Regions from separate parts of the Mus musculus genome. Here region 1 is linked to region 2. The links are chromatin loops, found by intact Hi-C in ENCODE. Cell type or tissue: gastrocnemius. All regions are shown on one strand. Each heading gives the region's core, and the rest is flanking DNA. Links, peaks and the distances in the headings are about the cores only.

Region 1 (10,431 bases), core at 1,096-9,095, 54 kb after region 2:
TGTATAGGAAGTAGAAGACAGGCCTTTAACTGGATGAATGAGTCCTGGGAAAAGAGGGCAAAGAGAAGGAGGTGGTGGCAATCTCTGACCAAGTAGGAGAGTCCCTGGCACAAGCCACTTCTCCCTTCCTCTTACCCCCTTGCCCCTGGAGATCCCCTGCCTCCTGGTGGGGCCCAGAGGGCAGGTTCAGGGAACTGCTCAGCCCGGGGTGGGTCACATAGGGCTTCAGAGATCGGCTTCCTTAGCTTTACACTGGGGCTGGCATTTTAAGCCTTTGCCCTGCCTGGGCCAGCCGGAGGGCAGAGGGCAAGGCCAATGGGGGCATGTTTTGGCAGGTAAACACAGCCTAAGTTGGAAGAGGCTAGGCCGGCATTTGTGCTGGGTTTACAATTGGCTCCTAGTTAGCCCGGATGGCTGGTCGCCGAGTGACTGAAGCCAGCCAGCATGTTTCCATTGGCCTGAGGTTCCTGGAGAGGAGTGGGGCAATCCTCCCCTTCCCTTTCACCTCTATTCCCCCTGGGGGCTGCAGGGAATGGCTTCTCCCTGGGTTCTTCCTTCTCTAACGAGAAGGGCTTCAGTGGAGGCTCACAGTTTCCTTTGCTTCCATCAGCCCGGGTTTGGGGCTGGCTGTGCTAGGCTTGGGCTGTGGCAGAGCTCTGGGGAGGAAAGGGCCTCTTCCCCAGAAAACTCTCAGATTGATGGATGACACATGCTCTACACCCCGGTGCCCCCACAAACTTGAAATCCACAATACAGGTTCCATGTGTCACCCACTGTCAGTTGAAAAAGCATAGTTAGTTTGCCTAGATGGTATATTTTATCCAAACCAGATGCAGGCTGCCTAACTAAACTATGACACAGTGCCTTCTTGTTACTGGTTGCAAGGGACATCCTGATTTCAGAGATGTGGGAGAATGTGAAAAATGTGTGTCAGAGAATCGAACTAAAGTTAAAAACATTTTCATCAGCGTCTCTCTTGTACACATTCCTCCCTCCCTGCAGCCAATGCTGTTTACTTAGAACACTTGACGTTATTAGACGTGCAGAGCCAGCAATGCGGTTCCTGGTACATGAGGAACTTGGTTCATTGAATGTCAACTCTTAAGCAAAATTATTTACGCATATACATCTGTGTTTGTGTCCGCATATGCATACATGCATGTGAGTGCTCTTGAAGACTGGAGCTGTCGCACTGCCTGACATAGGGAATGGGAACCAAGCTCTGGCCCTCGGGAAGAGCAGCACGTGCTCTTAATTGCTGAGCCTCCCCTTCGCGTATGGATTCATGGCTACCACAGTTTTTGGTACATAGATTTCATATGCACATGAAAGTCTGTTGGTGTGTTACTTGTTTTGTTTTTGTTGTTGTTGTTTTGTTTTTGAGACAGGGTTTCTCTGTGTTGCCCTGGCTGTCCTGGAACTCACTTTGTAGACCAGGCTGGCCTCGAACTTAGAAATCTGCCTGCCTCTGCCTCCCAAGTGCTTGGATTAAAGGCATGCGCCACCATGCCACCATGCCCGGCATGTTTTTTGTTTTTTGTTTTTTTTTTTTAAATCATCAACCTGACACAAACCGGAATAGCATAGGAAGAGGAAATTTCAGGTGAAGAATTACTTCCATTGGATCGGCTGTGCTTGTGTGTGTGTGTGTGTGTGTGTGTGTGTGTGAGAGAGAGAGAGAGAGAGAGAGAGAGAGAGGCTGTCTTACCTGTTTTACTTTTTATTGTTTGTTAGAGGCAGGGTCTCTTCATATATACATAGTCCTGTCCAGGAACTCAATCTGTAGATCAGGCTGGCCTCGAACTCAAGAGACCTGCCTGCCTCTGCTTCCCCAGTGCTGGGCTTAACAGTGTGCTCCACCACACCTGGCTGACACTGTCGTGTGTTTCCTCTATGGTTTCTGCTTCAGCCTCCAGCCTCCGCTCCTGGCCTCCCTGGAAGCGGAAATGGGTTTTCCTCCTCAGATTGCTTTTGGTCAAGGTGTCCATGCACAGCAAGAGAGAGCACACAGAGACTGAGCCAGTTGTGAGTTGAGTCTTGCATCGTTCTGAGATCTTTGAGAACTTGAAGGGTTGGAGGTAGAGGGGTCAGGCAAGGACGGGAGACAGCTTGGAAACTCCAAAATGTACGTAAAACCTGTGGACCTTTGGAGATGCTAGGAGGGGGTGTGTAGAAAGGCAGGTTTTGGCCTCAGTTGCTAGTTAATTAACCAGCGTTCACCTACACCTGTCAAATCACTGCCTCTGAGTCCCCGCCTTCAGTGCCCCAGGTCAGGCTGGCCTTTCCTGTGAAGAGCACCCAGGCTTGGCTGTTCGAGATGGAATGTCAGAGAGACATTGGTCCTGGCTGAGAGACAGGGCCTTTTTTCTGTGGATCAGCTTGAACAGTAGGTGGCCGTCCCTCCTTGCTCGTTGCTTAGACCCCTCTCCTTTGCTGATCATCCCGACACACTATTGGAGAGCCAGGCTCTATGGTGGGCCACTGGGGTAGCCCTGCCCTTAGATCTTTCTTACCTACACCAGCAGGGAACAAAAAAAAAAAAAAGGCCTAGAATTTATGCCTCATTATCCAGAGTACATAGGATATAACATTCTCTCTCTCTCTCTCTCTCTCTCTCTCTCTCTCTCTCTCTCTCTCTCCTCTCATATACTAGGGATTACATATTGGGCCTTACTTATGCTAGACAAATGCTCTACCACGGAGTTACAACCTCAGCCCCCTTTTTAAAAATATGCTTTTTATTTTGAGATAGGGTCTAAGTCATCTAGACTGACCTTGAATTTGCTCTATAGCTCAGGCAAGCCTTGAACTTTTGATCTTCCTGCCTTAGCCTCCTGAGTACCTGAGTTGACAGGCCTGTGTCACCAGGTCTGGCCTGGGCTTCTCTCTTGCCTGTGATCCATACTTCCCTGGTCAGACCCTAGCTTTGGAAGGATAACTCACTTGTCTCTAAGGATACTGTGTCAGGTCTGTAGTTCCTAACCTGTACTACATGCTATTGAGGAGCCAGATGCTGTGATGGACCATGGAGTGGCCCTGCCCTAAGGGCTCTTTCAGTTGGCTGTGCTAAATGTCCTTAGCATCTTCCTTTTGCTTCAGCTGCAGCCTCTCTAGCGGGAACAGACTGTGATACCCCCTGAAGGACTTGTGCTGTGTGGTAAACTCATAGTGAGGGCCTTGCTCCTCCAACCCCAGACTTACAACACTGGCTAACCTTGTGCCCCTCCACGCACATACCAGGCAGACTTATGCCTGTTTATTGTTCAACTGCAGACCCCAGGGGCCCAGGGCTCTCCAACACCCAGAACTGAATTGTCCCGTCCCTGGCTTTCCAAGAACAGGCTCCATCAAACACACACAGTTGTGAAACCACCCTGCTGGGCTCTCCAAGGGAGGAGGCCATTTGTGGGCTGAGTGGGCTGCCAAGGGTCAGGCCCTGGACCTGGGTGTGCAGGGAGTCAGAGCTCCGGGCAGTCACCGCCCTGTGACCTGGGGGTGGGGAGTCAGGCTGTCTTCTTGCTCTCCCGTTTCTTTCCTTCACTCTTAACTTTCTTCTCTAGAGAGAAACAGACCACAGAGCTACAGATAGAAAAGGCTCTGGGGTCGGTGTCCCAGTGCAGATGAGAATGTTGGTCTCTTGATGGATGGCATTAGGTCAAGTTTGGGAGCCTGCTGATCACAGACCCTGTTCAGTCACACAGGTTACTCAAGGCCTCACACTGCTGGTTGAGGAGGAGGTCTTTGGACTGAGCAGCACAGGCCTTCTGTGGCTGCTGTCACTTTGGACAGCAACATGGTCACCAGGAAGAAACAGGACCCTCTCCTCCCTGTTCATGGCTTATCCATTCTCTAGGCAGGCCTTGCCTTGGGGTTTTGACCTTGGCCTGTCCACAGGTCTTGTCTTCTTTGCTCAGCCTTGGGCCTTCAGAATAGCCCCATGCCTCCGACCATCAGCCCTGCTTTGGGACGGCTTCCCTTACCTAGTTCAGACACTCCCATCCACTGCCTTTGTCCACCCTTTCAGGACCACTAGGGGCTTTGTTGTAGACGGTGAGTTCTAGCTGCTTTATGTGTCCCCCTCAGTGAGAGAGCAGCCTCCTCCCCTTTCTAGGTGGTGTCCCCCAGCAGATGAGGAGCACCTTGAAGAGAGGGAAGGCTCTCTTGTCAGAATAGGCTGCTTTGGGATTGCACATCTTTCTTGAGGCTTCCCTCTGCACAGTGGAGGTACCCCAAACATTGCACTACAGAGGTGTACCCCACACAGGTGTATGTGTAGATTCTCAGTCAGGGTTTGGTCCTGATTGCCCCAGCTTTCTAGTTCTCTCCTGGTCAGTGACACCAGGTTTTCTGAGTGAGGTGGTTGGGGGAGAGGGAACTAGGGATGAGGGAGGGAGATTGGAATGGCAGGAAGTAGTGTGATACCTCACTAGGAGTCCAAGCAAGGTCTTGAAGGCCAGGCCCCCATGCCCCGCCTCCTTGAGCATCCTCTTGGATATGAGGGGGGTCTGTGTGGGGAAAGCAGCCTCTGAGCTGAGACTAGACACTGTGGTGAGGCTGGTCACTCAGGCAGGGTGTGTGACATTTGGTCCTGCCTGGGGGAGGGGAGGGAGTGTCAGGAATATCCTGACTCAGCAGTTTCCCCCTCCCAACTCAGATGGGAAGTGGGGGAGGCTGACTTCTGAGAAGATGCAGATGGCAATACCACTCCCCAACCCCTCCCCCACCCCAGCCGTGCCCCCCCCCCGGGTTGTTTGGGGGAGGAGAGCTGGGGCACAGACAGCATTTTGGAAGCACTGAAGGCTCTCCAAAGATACTGGGGAGGCAGGGGAGTGAATGGTAGAGGGGGACACAAAGGAGTTGTTAGACACGTTAGACATGGTCAAAACCGAACATCAGTAACAAGGGAAGGGGCATCTGTCAAAGAAGAGGATTGCTCCTTTGTGAGAGTGCTGGGGACAGTGAGAGGATCTTTCATTTTGCCAGGGGGGATGGCCATGTTTGGGGAAGAAGGGGTTTAGAAAGGCAAGAGTCCCCGCACTTTTCTGGGACTCTGTTCCAGGCTTCATTAAGGCAGGGACAGCTTATAACATCTCTTAGTTGCCTGACAGCTTCTCCACAGGGCTGGGCACACACAGGCACTCTGCGTGAGCTGAAGTTTGAGAATGGGTAAATTATTTTTAAGAGCAGTCTTGTCATATCAGGTACCCCCACATTAAGCTCAGAGTCATAATCTCAACTATTTATTGCACAGCATACCTTCCAAGACTTGATAGGTATAGGCTTACGTAAGACTGACTTACATAAACTCAGCCCTGACTCAGGCTTGCCAGCAGCCCTGGCGAGTAGTGAGCGGGCACACACACGTGTCAGACTATGCTCCAGAGTAACCCTTGTCCACAGGCAGGGAGAGCTGATGACACCCTCGTTAGGCAAGTCTTCAAACTTTCCCCTCTTGACATAGCTGCCAGGCAGATACCTGCTTCATTTATCCTCTGATGCAAAAATGAGTCTAATTTATGTAAAAAATGGATGTACAGAAGACTTGCCAGGACTGAATACTCACGAGACCGTGAGTGTGTATATGCGTGTGTGTATGACAGATAGGCAACCATTGGCTGTGTTCAGGTTGAAATCCCCCCTCTTCTTCTGTGTACACACCCATGAATGCGGAGATCTGAGGACTGTGCCGATTGCTTTTCACCTTAGCTCTGAGCTAGGGTCACACCATGGGATCTGCTAGGATCACTCGCGGGATCTGGAGTTCCCTGTCTCGGATAGACGGACCTGGCCGGTTAGCTCTCAGAATCTTCCTCTCTCTGTCCGAATCCTCGGGGCTGGCATCACAGTCACGTGTCAGGGCAACCAGCTTTTCCATGGGTTCTGTGAATTGGACACAGGTCCTTATGCATTCGTGGTAAGCACTTTATGGATTGAGCAACCTTCCCAACCCTCTTTTCTTTTGGAGACACTTAGCCAAGGCTAATCAGCCTTGAACTCCTGACCCTCCGGCTCCCACCTGCAGAGAGCTGGGGTTATAGGTATACACCCCAGCAACAGTTTCAAGATTCCTGATGATCTGAAGCTAGAAAACCCTGTTTTTAACAGTAAACACCTTCAGAAAAGTCTAAAGAACAGTGATTACATGACAGGTAATCCACCACTGGGGACAATATCTGTGACGACAATGTCGGCTGAAGTCAGGCACAATTCGAAATGAAACTGCATATTATTAATCTCCATGGTACCGACCCAACTTTGCATGAACAATGCCAGAAGCACGCAGGCGCGTCTTTCACTCAACTGTGTGAGCCAAGAGTTCACTCCAGCGTCATAATTTAGAGGGTTCACTGGGGGGCTCGTCCCTTATCTAGGTGACATGACTTAACAGGAAGCATGGGGTGTTGGTGGGGCTGTGTGTGTGTGTGGGGGGGATGGTAGAACACAGTCATTCATTGGGAAGACTTGGAGGAAAGATGGGGGATAAGGCAGACAGAGCCATGCTACTCATTTCCGATATGTAGGTGCTGCAGGTCCATTTGAACAGAAAGTTATCATTTGCCCTAGAGTTCTACCTAAGACGGGCGCGGAGGCTGGAGAAGCAAGCAGAGGACACGTTGCTATCACACTGATCCAAAGCAAGGGGCTATGATTCTTAGAGCAGGGAACCCCAGGGCAGCTGGAGGCTCTTCTCCAGGCTGAAATCCCATTTGCTTTGATTACTGACCTATCTCCTCTTGCTTTTCTCTAGTCTCTTGCTGAGTCTAGAGCAGTTGCAGATCCCAGGGATCTTTCCCCTAAATTCCAAATTCGATGAGTTCCAGAAGAACTGTGGGCATTATGAGACATGGTATATAAGATCAGGACCTGGTGGTAGCAGAAATGGATGGCTGGGGCCCATTCTCACTCCCTGACCTCATTTCTCAGTGTGTGTGTATGGGGGGGGGTGGCCACACTGAGTCTCTGCAGAAGCCTCCGTGGGGCTCCTCTGAGGAAGCATTTTCGAGCAGTGAGGGCAGGAGCAGGGGGCAGGGGGCAGGATGCTTTTTAATTTCTTGTTAGTGATAACAGCTGGAGGACTGCAGCAATTAAGGAGGAAGACTCCCCCAGGATGCCAGAGAGCCCCACGCCCCCACCAGAGCTCTATACAGCTTCCTCCTTTCCTCCCTTTCCATCACCAGCCTCCCCTCTTGGGCCCCAGGAAGCTGTGGACTGCAGTTTGGAGGAAGAGAGGGACGTGAGCTGGTTCCCTCCTGGGACTTTAGGGGGGACCACAGTACAAACTAAGTAGGGGAAACTGGATCTGGAAACAACTTTCCACTTCTCTACCACCAAACCTCTTGGGGGCTGCTCCAGGCTTCTCTTTGGCACTGGTCTTGGAGCATTAAGGCCATGAAATTGATAAAAGTCAGGAGGTTATAGAAACTCACACCTGTAATCCCAGCATCAGAGACACCGAAAAGCAGGACCATTGTGAGGTCTAGGCTAAGTCGGGTTGCATACAGAGTCCCAGGCTAGTGTGGGTTGCAGTGTGAGGATCTATCTCAAAAACAATGGCTGCGCTGGGGACACGGTGGTGAAATAGATTAAGTGTTTGATGTGTGTGCATGAGGACCTGAGTTTAGATGCCCAGCATCAGTGTAAAGCAGAATGCAGAAGTATGCGTTTGTAAATGCAGTCCTGGGGCCAGTGTGTGTGCATTTCACACATACATGTGTAAGTGGACCCTGGAAGCCTCCTGACCATTCAGTCGAGGAGAAGTAGTAAGCTTCAGGCTCAGGGGAAAATGGCAGAAGAAGACAGCTGGCATCAATCTCTTGCCTCTGTATGCTCGCACACAGGGTGCACCACGGATGGATCTGCTGGCTGATCCTGTGATTTTCATCATATGCAAAAGGTGGGAGAGGGAGCAACCAAGTATCGTCACCAGGATGGAGCACAGGCACTTGGGAAATGGTGGCAGGAGAGACAGAAGTCTGATGGGGCTGTGCTCGGCTTAGAAAGTGAGTCCATGCCATCCTGCTGCATCTGCACACTGCCATGGTTGACAAAGGCTGAGGCAGGAATGCAATGCCAGCTTGAGCTACATAGAGAGACCAAATTAGAGTGTAGAATGCAATCATCTCGTTCTCTCCTCTTTTGCCTTCTCTTCCTTCTGCTCATCTTTTGTTTGTTTGTTTGTTTGTTTTTGTTTTTGTTTTTCGAGACAGGGTTTCTCTGTATAGCCCTGGCTGTTTTGGAACTCACTTTGTAGACCAGGCTGGCCTCGAACTCAGAAATCCGCCTGCCTCTGCCTCCCAAGTGCTGGGATTAAAGGCGTGCACCACAACGCCCGGCTCCCTTCTGCTCACCTTTCTCTTCCCTTCCCTTCTGTCTTTCCTTATGCCCTCCTTCCCCCTCTCCTCCTTTCTTTCTCTCTCTTCTCCTTTTTTCTCTTTGAAAAATAGTTTTTATTTTATTTTGTGTGTGTGTGTGCATGCTATGTGCACTGTGTGTGTGCAGTACCTATGGAGGCCAGAAGAGGGCATCATAGTTCCTAGAACTGGGTTTTCAGATGGTCGTGAGTCATTATGTGAGTGTGGAACCCAAACTCTGGTCTTCTGAACTACTGAGTCATAGCCAGCCCTCTTTCTACATGGTCTCACTACGTAGCCTTGGTTGGTTCCACACTCTTGGCTCTGCTTTGACTGTCTGAGTTCTGGATTATAAGCTGATGCTTCCACATGTGACATGAGATTTGAGTTTTGCTTAAAGAACTTACTCGAATATCAGCAGTCCTTCATGACCTCCAGAAGCTGGGCAAGCAACTTGCCTATGGTCAAAAATGTTTACCTCTTTGTGGGCTACTTGCTGGATGTCTGTCTATGAAGAGGGCTCTTACAGACATGTGGACCATTATGGAAGCTTTTTAGCTATGGGGGAAGATATAAAAACAAAACTCACTTTTAAAAAAATTCGTAAATGAGGCTGAAGAGATGGCTCTGGGGTTGGAGGCACGTTTGTTCATTTTCACAGGCTCAGAGCTCAGGTTCCAGCACCCATAGCATGTGGCTCACGACTGCCTGTGACTCCAGCTCCAGGAACCTCCTCCGGTACCTGTACACATGTGGTAGCCACACATTACAGACACATAAATCGAACTAAAAAAATCTCTTTAAAATTACAGGTGTCTGTGACTTCTCACATAGGGTCTTTTGGTTTCTGTTTTGAAACAGTTGAATCTGATCTCAGGCCATGTAACTGTTCTGTGGGCCAGAAGTCTGGCACCCTGTGATGGGGCTTTCTGATCAGGGAGGGTCTCGCAGGTTGATATCGAAGTGTGGCCTGGACAGACTTTTTGTCTGGAGGTTCTATGAGGCCACCCATTTTTGAGTTTCCCTTCCTGCCTCCTGGTCTGGGGATTGAACCCAGGCCTGGCTGGTAGTAGGTGGGTTCCCTACCACTGGGCTTCAGCTCCAGCCTGCAAGCTTGCTCTTCTTTGTGGCTGGTGTCCTCTGTGACGGCAGCTGGAACTGTTTTTCCTACTGCTCCCATCCAGGGCTACCTGCGGCTCCTAAAGGCTATCTACACCTCCACCACATAGCCCTTCTATCTAGAAGCCAGCAGGGCAGTTGCACCCTGTCAGATTCCCTGCTTCTAACCTCCTCTTCTTTAAACAGCCAAGATGATATCGGTGGAGACAGCCTCCCTGCCCCCCGCCCCCAGTCTCACATAGAGTCCTAGCCAGCTTAGAAAGCCAGTAGTCCTTGGATCTGCCTGCCTCTGCTTCTGGAGTACTGGGGTTAAAGACAAGTGCCACCATTCCTGCTCACGGTTACTCAACTGTACCAAATAAAACAAACATAACCTCAGGGGTGAATCTATCAAAATTAGAGCCCCGTGAAAATAAAAATGGGTGCTGTCTGGGGTAGATCTTGAAGGACATCTTAGACTCTACCTGCCATGCTTAGAACCAAATGTCAAGTTTCACAGCAGGCCCACGAGACTTGTCTGACTTCAATCCCTCACTGCTCTCCTTAGTCATTTAGACATTCTTTGCAAAACGTTTTTTGTTTTTTTTTGTTTTTTTTTTTTAGGGGCTGGAGAGATGGCTCTGCAGTTAAGAGCACTGACTGCTTTCCCAGAGGTCTTGAGTTCAATTCCCCAGGCCTCAGGAACTACATGGCGGCTTACAACCATCTGTAATGGGATCCAATGTCCTCTCCTGGTGTGTCTGAAGACAGTGACAGTATACAGTGTACTTACATAAAACACACAAATAAATCTTTAAAAAAGTTTTTTTTTTTTTTAATTTTCGATGATGGGTTTGTTTATGTGTCTGTGTCAGGGTGCGTGCACACACATGACTGCAGTCTTCTGAAGCCAGAGGACGGCTTGAGTTATAGGTGCTTCCAAGCTATCCAGTGTGGGTACTGGGGACCGAACTCAGGTCCT
Region 2 (10,431 bases), core at 964-8,963:
TGGTCAGGAGACAGGATTCCTACAAATGACTTTGGTCAGTCCGCCAGTGCAGAGAGGAATGCGAAGCTGGGCCACCCTAGTCACCCTTGTGGCTGCATCCTGGGAAGCCCAGGGCATCCCTAGTTCTTTATGAATGGAAACAACACCGCTCCCCCCTCCCCCCCTATAAAGAGTCACTGCCAGCGTTTCCCACATTGGCACCTCTTTTGTCCTTCACTGTTTTGGAATGAACAGACCTCTCTGCGGAGAAAAGGCTTTAGCCTCTTTTTCGGTCTTCTGTCTCCCTACACTGCCTAAGAGATCTAACATTTGGTGTCAAAGCCCGGGTTGCTGCACCACCATTATGCTAGGTTATTTAAAGGCAGCTGTAGAGAGACAGAAAGAGAGGCTCAGTTTGTCCTTAGCAGGGACAATGCTTATTCTCAGCAAGGGAAGATGGGCAACAGCCCCTTACAGGAGTAGAAATGACTTCGTAGTCTGAAAGGGAAGCTGAGAGATGTGGCCTTTCAGCTGGAAACAATCAGTTAGCCCATGCATCATAAAAGGGAGCTCACTCAGTTGGGGGTGATGTAGTGGATTCTGACCCATTAAGTTCTTCCCATGGATGTACACCTTGTGTGAGCATCCATGGGCGGTCATGCCTGATCTCTCCCCCTACAGAGACCCTGACGAGACATAGAAGAAAGAGCACGCAGCCAATGAAAAGGCTGTGGAAAGGAGGAACTGAAGGATGTATGGGTCACCCTGGCTCCTGGGTTCACTGCTGCTCCACCAGAGGTGGCAGACTGAGGGGTGTGCATGTCCTCCTTGTGCCTGTCCAGCAGTTTCCTACTGAAGGCTGGAGAGCCCGGCCAGCACTGGGTTCCCACTGCTCAGGCCACTGAATGGGCTGGAACTGAACTGAGTGTTTCTGGGCTGTTCTGCTTAAATCAAATGGCAAGAAGCTAGAGGAAAAAGACAGTTTCTAAAACGAACGAACGAATGAATGAATGAATGAAGAAAATGGTAAATGATATTTTCAAAACCAGCTTTCATTTTCTATAAAGACAGGTTAAAAGAAAACAGGTAACCTGGTCATAGTAGAAAAAAAATGAAGGAAAAAGGAATAAATACAACAGAGAATCCTGAGGTGAGCACCAATTATCTTGAACAAGGAAATCACCACGGTTCATGTTTATTCATTCATTCATGCTCTTTGTTGTGAGCCATCTTGTTTTTCTGAGCCTGTTTATTATTAGCTCCTACATGACAAAACAATTTTGTGCCACCATATTTTGCTCAAGAGGTTCTAACTAACTAACTAGCTAGCTAGCTAGCTAGCTAGCTACAGGGTTTTACTGGCCGTCCTAAAACTTGCTATATAGACCAGGCTAGCCTCCCAAAGGCTGAGATTAAAAGTGTGCATGTGTCTTCAAAAATTTCTTTAAACACACACACACAACCTATTTTTAAAATTAAAGAATTAAGCATGTAAGTAAAGTACACCAATCTTCAGTGGACAGCTTGATGAATTTCCATAGAATAAGTCTATTTTCCATGCTAACAAGTAGAACACAGTCAACACTCTAGGACACTAAGTTGTACATCCTCCCAGTCACTCCTCCCAAGGATAGCTATTTTCTCAATCTTTGGCACCACAAACAACATTTTCCTGATTTGACCTTTATAAAGTATTTTCTTAGAATGCATATCATTTTAAATATCCTTTTCTCTGTTTGGATCATCCCCACGTGGGACCATTACACATAGTGCTGGGACAAGCATGCCTTTTGGCAAACCTCACAGAGAGCAAACTTTCTGGCATATTCTAGTGATGGAGCTGTTAGGGTACACATATGTTCAGCTGTGGTAGAACGTGCCTGGAAGCTTCCTATGGCGACTGCACCAGTTTATTCCGGTACTGGCTCTATGTGGGAACTCCAGTTGCTCCAAAACCTTGTCAATGTTTGATTTTTTTTTCTTTTGTAGATTTCATCTGTCCCTCTGGTTAGTATATAGCCAGAGTTCATTGAGGATTTCTTCTACATTCATATGATGTCTAATGAGAATAGCTTTTCATATGTTTATAAACCATGTAGATATCCTATTTTGTAAGTTATCTATTCAGGATTTGTGCTCATTTTACATTTATATGTTTTTTGGATACATTGGTATTAAATACATATATTTAAAATTTATTTTCATTTTATGTGTATGAATGTTTTTGCCTGCACATATGTATGTGCACCATGTGTGTGCCCGGTGCCTGCAGAAGCCAGAAGGTATATGATCCCCTGGAACTGGAGTTAGAGATGACTGAGTTACCACATGGATACTGGGAACCAAACTCTAGATGTTGGTAAGAGCAGAAAGTGCTCTTAACCACACGGCCATCTTTCTAGCCCCCTGGTCGCTTTTTCTTTTCTTTCTTTCTTTCTTTCTTTCTTTTTTTTTTTTTTTTTTTTTTGGTTTTTCAAGACAGGGTTTCTCTGTGTGACTCTGGCTGTCCTGAAACTCACTCTCTCACTCTGTAGACCAGGCTGGCCTCGAACTCAGAAATCTGCCTGCCTCTGCCTCCCAAGTGCCGGGATTAAAGGCGTGTGCCACCACCCACCCAGCTTGTTTCCTTACCTCTCTTTTAAGGTCATGAAAATAATCTCCTATGTTTTCTTGCAAAGCCTTTATAATTAGATCTTCAATTCATCTGGAATTGTTTTGCCGTGTGGTCTGAGATTCATTTTCTGGGCCACCAAGGTGGTTTAATGGGTAAAAGAGCTTGTCACATGTCCTGGTTGGCTTTCTGCTGCTGTGATAAACACCAGGACTAAAAGCAACTTGAGGAGGAAGGGACTTGTTTTACAGTTTGCAGAGAGAAGTCTAGGTAGGAGCCCAAGCGGGAACTGAAGCAGTCTGTTGGGGGGAGGCTGTTTACCGGCTTGTTTTCTGTTCAGGTTGACGGTAGCCATTGCAGCACATTGCAAACCTGATGACCTCACTTCAATCCCTGGAAACCACATAAAGATAGGAGTGAACCAACTTTTAAAAGGTGTCCTCTGATCCCCACGCTTACTGTGACACATGCTTGTGTGCATGTGTACTCTTCTCTATTGCTTGTGTATACACACACACACACCCCTTCATCATCATAAGTAAAATAAAAATATTTAAAACACTCACTTTCTACCATAGTAGTGTCTTACTGACCTAACACCATTTAGAAAAAAAACTACCATAGACCGAGGCATGAGGAGCCCACTCTCCCTTCCCTGTTCTTTAGCCATTCTGTTTTCTGGAATCTCTATCTGGTCACATTGACCTCAATTTTGTCATCTACTTATCTATTTATTGAGGCAGAGTTTCACCGAGTCCAGGCTAACATGGACTTTGCTACATAGATCAGGCTGGATTTGAACTCATAAACATTCTAGCTCTGCTTCCTAACTGCTAGGATTATAGGTATGTGCCAACTGCCTCTCTTTGATTCCATTTTTAAAAAATACTTTAAAAAATTTTTATTTATTTTACGTATATGAGTACACTGTAGCCATCTTCAGACACACCAGAAGAAGGCATCTGATTTACATTACAGGTGGTTGTGAGCCACCATGTGGTTACTGGGATTTGAACTCGGGACCTCTAGAAGAGCAGTCATTGCTCTTAACCACTGAGCCATCTCTCCAGCCCCTAAAATTATATTTTTTCCAGACAGGGTTTCTCTATGTAGCCCTGGCTGTCTTGGAACTCACTCTGTAGACCAGCTTGGCCTCCAACTCACAGAGATCCACTTGCCTTTGTGTCTCACATGCCACCACCACTCTGCTTCTTTGATGACATTTTTAATGGATATGTACTATGTCATTGTCTGGAAATTTCTATAACGTACCGGAGGTTTTTGGCTTACTTTCAACTCAAACCAACTCTCTTTTCTCCCCCCTCCCTCTCCCTTTTTGACAGAATCTTGCTATTTTGGCCAGACTGGTATTAAATTCATTAATTAGCCCATGCTGGTCTCAAACTTGTGTCTCCTGGGATGACAAGATACCATGCCTGACTTAATTCAAACTTATTTTCTAAGGTCTATCTTCTCACTCTAAACACAACCTTTCCTATCCATCAGTTAGTCTACTATACGTCGTTCTTAGTTGGGGATGCAGGGATGTTTTGTTGACTACACAGCTGCGCTGTCTGTGGAATCAAAGACAGGAAGGGTTTTCTTCTACAGGCTGAAAAATGGTAGCTCCCATCCAAGAACGGAATTTTTTCATGAGTCAGAATTTCTGGGACTGTTGGCAAAGGCACCTGTATGCACAGGGGAACTATTTTCTCCTCGTCCTTGTCCTCCTCTTTCTCCTCGTCCTCCTCCTCCTTCTCCTCCTCTTCTTTTTCCCTATGTTCCTATGTTCCTGGCCTCAAACTCACTATATAATCCAGGCTGGCCTTGAACTCACAGAGATCTGCCTGCTTTTTGTCTCCCGAGCTGTGGGATTAAAATCATGTGCTAGCACATCTGGGTAACTCTTTTTTTTTTTTTTTTTTTTTAAAGATTTATTTATTATTATATGTAAGTACACTGTAGCTGTCTTCAGACAGACCAGAAGAGGGCATCAGATCTCGTTACAGATGGTTGTGAGCCACCATGTGGTTGCTGGGATTTGAACTCCGGACCTTCGGAAGAGCAGTCGGGTGCTCTTACCCACTGAGCCATCTCACCAGCCCCTGGGTAACTCTTTCCAATTGTCATAGTACTCCTGGGACTCACAGAGCAGCCGTGACTCTATATGCACATATTCAAGAGGACTGAGGTTGCAGAACCTCTGCTGACACTTGACACAACTGGCCCAGAGCATCTCTCCCAATCCCCACCCAGGGAGACATTTCTTCTTCCTCTCACACTTCTCCCTGAACTCAGCCTCTTCACTCTGGAGATAATCTAAAGGTTTAAAATCCTGTGCATGTGTGCACATCCACGTGTGGATGCGTGTACATGAGCACAGGCCCCTGAAGAGGCCAGAAGAGAGTGCACATCCCCCAAGAGCTGGGACTATAGGTAGTTATGAGTCACCTGATTTGGATTCTGGGGATTCAAACTCAGGTCCCTTGCAAGAGCAGAATGCTCTCTTAATAACTGGGCCAACTCTCTTGCTCTCTGGAGGTCATCTAAATCTCGGGTAAACCTTCCCAAGGAAGATTTTGGGGACCCATCCATGGTAGATAAACTGGGATGTGTTCATTTTTGCCAATGAAAACTTGAATTTGTGACAGAACTGAGCTGATTGCTGCCACCAAACCAGAACACAGTCTCAGCTGAGAGGGGAAGAGCTGGGCAACCAGGGGTTGCCAGCTGTGCCATCAGGGAAGGAAGTTCGGTCCGGCTACGGATAGATGGGTTAGTCTGGCCTTCCTCCCACTTCACCCAAGAAGAGGGGTCAGAGCCAACAGTCACACAATTGTGACCCTGGCAAGGAAGACACAGGAAAAGGGCGGGAAGACGGAGCACCGATCTGGTACTGATACCCTGGTGGGAGCAGACTGTGAGGGAACGCAGGGGAAAGGACTGCCCAGCAGTGACAGTCCTGTTTGCTTTCTCCTAATTAATGTGGTTTCCTTACAACCCCCCTGCCAATTCCCAGCTGGTCGACTCAACCATAACAACACGTGGCCTGCCCGGCCCAGGCCAGGAACTGAGATTGGCGCCTCCCAAGGAGGGTCTAGTTTCACCCTCAGCCGGGCTGCCCTTCCGTTCACTGGTTTTGTGCAGGGGAGGGACAGGACTGCACCTCAAGCTGTGGAGACAGCTGGACTGGGGGAACAGCCAGGACCTGGCTGCCACGGGCTCGCCTGGCTGCATGTTCCCACGGCCCTTCATAGAGGCCAGCGGCCTCCTGATGGAGCTGCAGCCTCTCAATCAAGTGCTAGTGTGGAGAACTCATTCAAAGAGCCCTTACTTGGTCGCGCACAACAGCGATGACGAGAGGGGACACATACAAAAGGAGGAGGACTAATGGACCTCTCTTTGTCCAGACAAAATGTACGAGTGTGTTTGTCCCTCTAGGGATCTGGAAACGGCTAGGTTCTGTCTAGAGTCCTGGTGACATCACCCTCTTCTCCTGAGGGTTTCTGTTGCTTCCTTCTTTGGACTGCTCTGACTCTTTTGGAAACATTATTTTCATCCATTCTCCCATCTTCTTCAGTGGGCATCCAGCAAGCAGGTACTATATGCTGTCTGTGGAGTTGACACTTTTTTCTGATTTAAAATTTTTTAAATTAATTATTTTTTATTTAATTAAAAAATTTTTTTTGAGACAGAATTTCTCTAAGTAGGTCTGGCTGTCCTGGAACTTTCTATGTAGGCATGTAGTTCAGGCTAGCCTCAAACTCAGAGAGATCTTCCTGCCTCTGCCTCCCAAGGGCTGGGATTAAAAGGATGAGCCACCACACCTAGATGCTAATTAATTAATTAATTACTTTTGAGACCTTGTCTCAGGAACCCAGATTACCTCAACTTAGTAGCTGAGGATAAGTTTGAATTTTCGATCCTTCTGCCTCCAACTCACGCGTCTGGGCTTGGAGGTCTGTGCCAGCCACCATATCTGTTACTTTAAGCTTTAGGGGCTAACATTTTCTTTTGAGATGAGGTCTCCTCTGCCTCAGGCTGGTCTCAGTCTTGCTATCATCCACCCAGTCTTAGCCTCCTGCGTGCAGAAGTTACAGGTGTGTGCTTAATGGTTTGTTGTTGTTGTTACCGTGAAATCGGACAAGATCCATGCAGCTCAAACACACTGTCTGATGGGTTCTTTAAAAAGTGAAAAGGGCTAATTTCTGTGCTAGGATATTCGGCTCCGCTGCCCCAACAAGGAAAACAAGCACAGACACTTGGAAGCAGTGAGCTGCAACCCCAGGCCGTGTGTTTCTTGTTGCCTTGGCAATTATCAAAAGCAATCTAGGTTGGGAGGCAGTGGATGGTGGATCTCTGAGAGTTCAATGCTAGCCTGGGAGAGAGAGAGAGAGAGAGAGAGAGAGAGAGAGAGAGAGAGAGAGAGAGAGAGATTAATGTTTATGCTTAGCTCATTTCTCTTTTCTTTATTGAGTTGAGAACCCCAGCCCAAGAGATGGCCCCACCTACCTTCAGTGTGTGGGTCTTCCCAATTAAAATTTCTCTAGAAATGCCCTCATAAATATGTCCAGAGATGCATCTCCAAGGTGTTTTTTGTTTTTTTGTTTTTTGTTTTTTTAAATCTAATCACATTGACAATGAAGATTGGTCATCACAGGGACACTCAAAAATCCCTAAAGCTTTGGGGAAAGCCAGGCTGGAGGCCCCATCCAAGGTGGCTTGCCCAAGCGAAGGAGGTCAATAGTGAGTGGCCTTTGAGAGTTTTCTCATGCAGGGCCAGAATCCAAGCCCAGTGAGAGGCTTATCCTGCGGTTAGAGACAATGAGGACAGCTCAGCTCAGCTCCCTTGAAGTCTAAACAAGTCTGTGCTGGATATGTCTTCAACTCCCTGGATGCTCTTTCTGAAAAGGCCACGTCCCTTGCAGGCCGAATGAGTCGTCACATTCTTCTCTCCTGTTACCCAGATGGAATTCTTTTCTTCTAGATTTACTTTCTGTGCACGTGCATGCATGTGGTGTCTGAAGAGGCCAGAAGAGGGCTTTGGATCCCCTGGAGCTGGAGTTACAGGCTGCCTAATACGCGTGCTGAGAGCTAACCCTGGGTCCTCTTCCATGCTGGGCCTTCTCTCTGGCATCTGAGGTCCCCTTCCCCTGACCCATGCATTTCTTCAAAGAATTATTTTATTTAATTTTGATTTATATTTATGCTCTGTGAACATGTGCTTGACTGTCAATACATGCCTGGTCAGAAGAGGGTATTGGATCTCCTGAAATGAGTTATGGATGCTCGTGAGCCATCTTGTGGGTGCTGGGACTAGAACCTGGGTCCTCTGGAAGAGTAAAAAACAAAGGCTCTCAGCCCCTGAGCCGTTTCTGCATCCCTCCCCCCCCCCCCCCACTGTAGTTCCTGTATAAGGAAAAAGGCTCTATCTGACATCTGACGGCATTTAGAATTAATGGTCGCCCTTCCCTGAATCGGTCCGACATGGCTCACCAGGCAGATGCTGTCTCTTGTATGCACAAGGAGAAATACACAACAACTGAAGAGCTGAAAATCAGCCTCTGTCCTAACCAGCTGGTAACATGAGGCAGATGCGCCTGACCTCCGGGCCTGTTCCTCCGTCTGTAAAGAGCCCCATCTGGTTCTAGTCAGGTTCTGTTACCGCTTCATGTCTTTGCAGCCTGGGATGACAGGGTCAGCATATTCTGCATGCAGGAGCTGGATAGCGAGGCTTAGTTCCCAGAGCTTCGGGGGCTGACTTCATATTGGACAAGCACATGAAACTGGCAGGCTTGAGAGCTCTAGAGTTGCCCCTGAGCAGCTGGACCAGTCTAGGCCAGTCCATTAGCCTTGCTGAGCCTCAGTCTCTGTTCCTGCAAGATATGCTGTCCCGGGAGTTACCTGCTAGGACGGATGTGAACGAGCCCTCTGGTGACAGATGTGATGGAAGCTCTGCTGAGAGGCCTGGTCTGAATCTCAAGGGACCATAGTCCTCACCATTCCTGGGGCAGTGGGTTACTGTGGGCCTCATCGGAAATCTAGGGCATATAGGTTAGGGATGAGCATCCAGGAGCTGGAGAGACTGTCTTAGGAGCCTGCTGGTGAATGCTACTGTTTCTAAGAACCTCAGGGCTCTTGGAAGGCCTGACAGGAGACACAGGTCTCACAGTAGTGGGAAGAGGGAGGAGACTGAGGAGGCCCAGGGAGTTCTGTGGCTGAGGTATGTGCTTTCACATTTCTGTCTGCCCATGGGATCTGGGGCTTAACCTCAGACCGCCGTGGATACCAGTAACACCATCTTCAGAGAAAAATGCTCAGTACTGGTTGTCTCCAATTTTATGATCTGGTCACCAGGGAACCAAAGTATGACATCCTTCTTTTGTGCTTTCGCCACTGTGCAGGGATAGGCACAGAGAGGACAGACTAGGATCTGGGGGACAGTGCCCTCACCTCCTAAGGTCACTGCAAAAGCCAGTATAACCTGGGGAGATGGGTTTTGGTGGGGAATGGGAGGGGTAACAGTGGGAATGTGGGTATTGTGGGCAGCTGCTGAATGACCAGGACCAAGATAGGGCCAGTCGCAACCCTGAGCTGCCCTTCCTGTCTGTGGAAATGGGGTAGGCTGTGAAAGTCAAGGTATTAATATTTTTAAGCTTCTTTTTATGTATATGCATATAGCTGGAGCTACAGACAGCTGTCAGACACCATGTGGGCGCTGGAACCCAGGTCTTCTGCCACGGCAGCACGGGGTCTAACTAATGTGCCACCTTGCCAATCTCCAAGGACATTAATGGTAAATAATAATAAGTAATAATAACAAAACTAGGGTTTTGTCTGGGATGCAATATGTGTGTGTGTGTGTGTGTGTGTGTGTGTGTGTGTGTGTCTGGGATGTGGTGTGTATGTGTGTATGTGTGTATGTGTTTGTGTCTGGGATGTGGTGTGTATGTGTTTGTGTCTGGGATGTGGTGTGTGTGTGTTTGTGTCTGGGATGTGGTGTGTGTGTGTTTGTGTCTGGGAAGTGGTGTGTGTGTGTGTGTCTTAGTCTGGGATGTGATTGTGTGTATCTGTGTGGTTTTGTCTGGGGTGTGATGTGTGTGTGGTTGTGTCTGGGATGTGGTGTGTATGTGTGTGTTTGTGTCTGGGATGTGGTGTGTGTGTTTGTGTCTTGGTCTGGGATGTGATTGTGTGTATCTGTGTGGTTTTGTCTGGGATGTGATGTGTGTGTGGTTGTGTCTGGGATGTGCTGTGTGTATGTGTGGTTGTGTCTGGGATGTGGTGTGTATGTGTGTGTGTGTGTGTGTGTGTTTGTGTCTGGGATGTGGTGTGTGTGTGTTTGTGTCTGGGATGTGGTGTGTGTGTGTTTGTGTCTGGGATGTGGTGTATATGTGTGTGTGTGTTTGTGTCTGGGATGTGGTGTGTGTGTGTTTGTGTCTGGGATGTGGTGTATATGTGTGTGTGTGTGTTTGTGTCTGGGATGTGGTGTGTGTGTGTTTGTGTCTGGGAAGTGGTGTGTGTGTGTCTTGGTCTGGGATGTGATTGTGTGTATCTGTGTGGTTTTGTCTGGGATGTAATGTGTGTGTGGTTGTGTCTGGGATGTAAGTGTGTGTGTGTTTGTGTCTGGGATGTGCTATGTGTGTGTGTGTACATGAGGGGGAGAACAGGCTAATAAAACTGTCATAACTCCATGTTTGGAAGGATGCCACCTTTCCCTTCTCTTCAGTCTCTTCTTTGACTCCAGGACAGTTTTCATTACTAAGAGCTGACAGTCATGGACATGGGAACCCAGGGGAGGAAGTGGAGTCCACCCTTCTCTGCTCGCTCTTCCTGGGGCATCG

Evidence for each region. Hi-C counts contacts between places; a loop is a spot of excess contacts. Peaks named below come from ENCODE experiments on the same cell type or tissue, not always from the same donor. Only the 100,000 strongest peaks of a DNase experiment are listed, where the experiment ranks them.
Region 1: it touches region 2 in a loop (2.3-fold over the local background); 3 of 42 quality-filtered maps call a loop at or near these places.

Annotation. Positions count from the first base shown.
Region 1 is chr17:46,046,469-46,056,899 of GRCm38, reverse strand. No RefSeq gene overlaps it. Among named protein-coding and RNA genes, the nearest start is that of Vegfa, 19 kb to the right of the region's middle. In gastrocnemius, for the core only: a CTCF peak has its summit at 8,523 (motif pointing right); no DNase peak of the experiment used is centred there; H3K27ac peaks cover 424 bases.
Region 2 is chr17:46,099,927-46,110,357 of GRCm38, reverse strand. No RefSeq gene overlaps it. Among named protein-coding and RNA genes, the nearest start is that of Mrps18a, 5.9 kb to the left of the region's middle. In gastrocnemius, for the core only: a CTCF peak has its summit at 5,835; a DNase peak (open chromatin) is centred at 5,727; H3K4me3 peaks cover 686 bases; H3K27ac peaks cover 2,607 bases.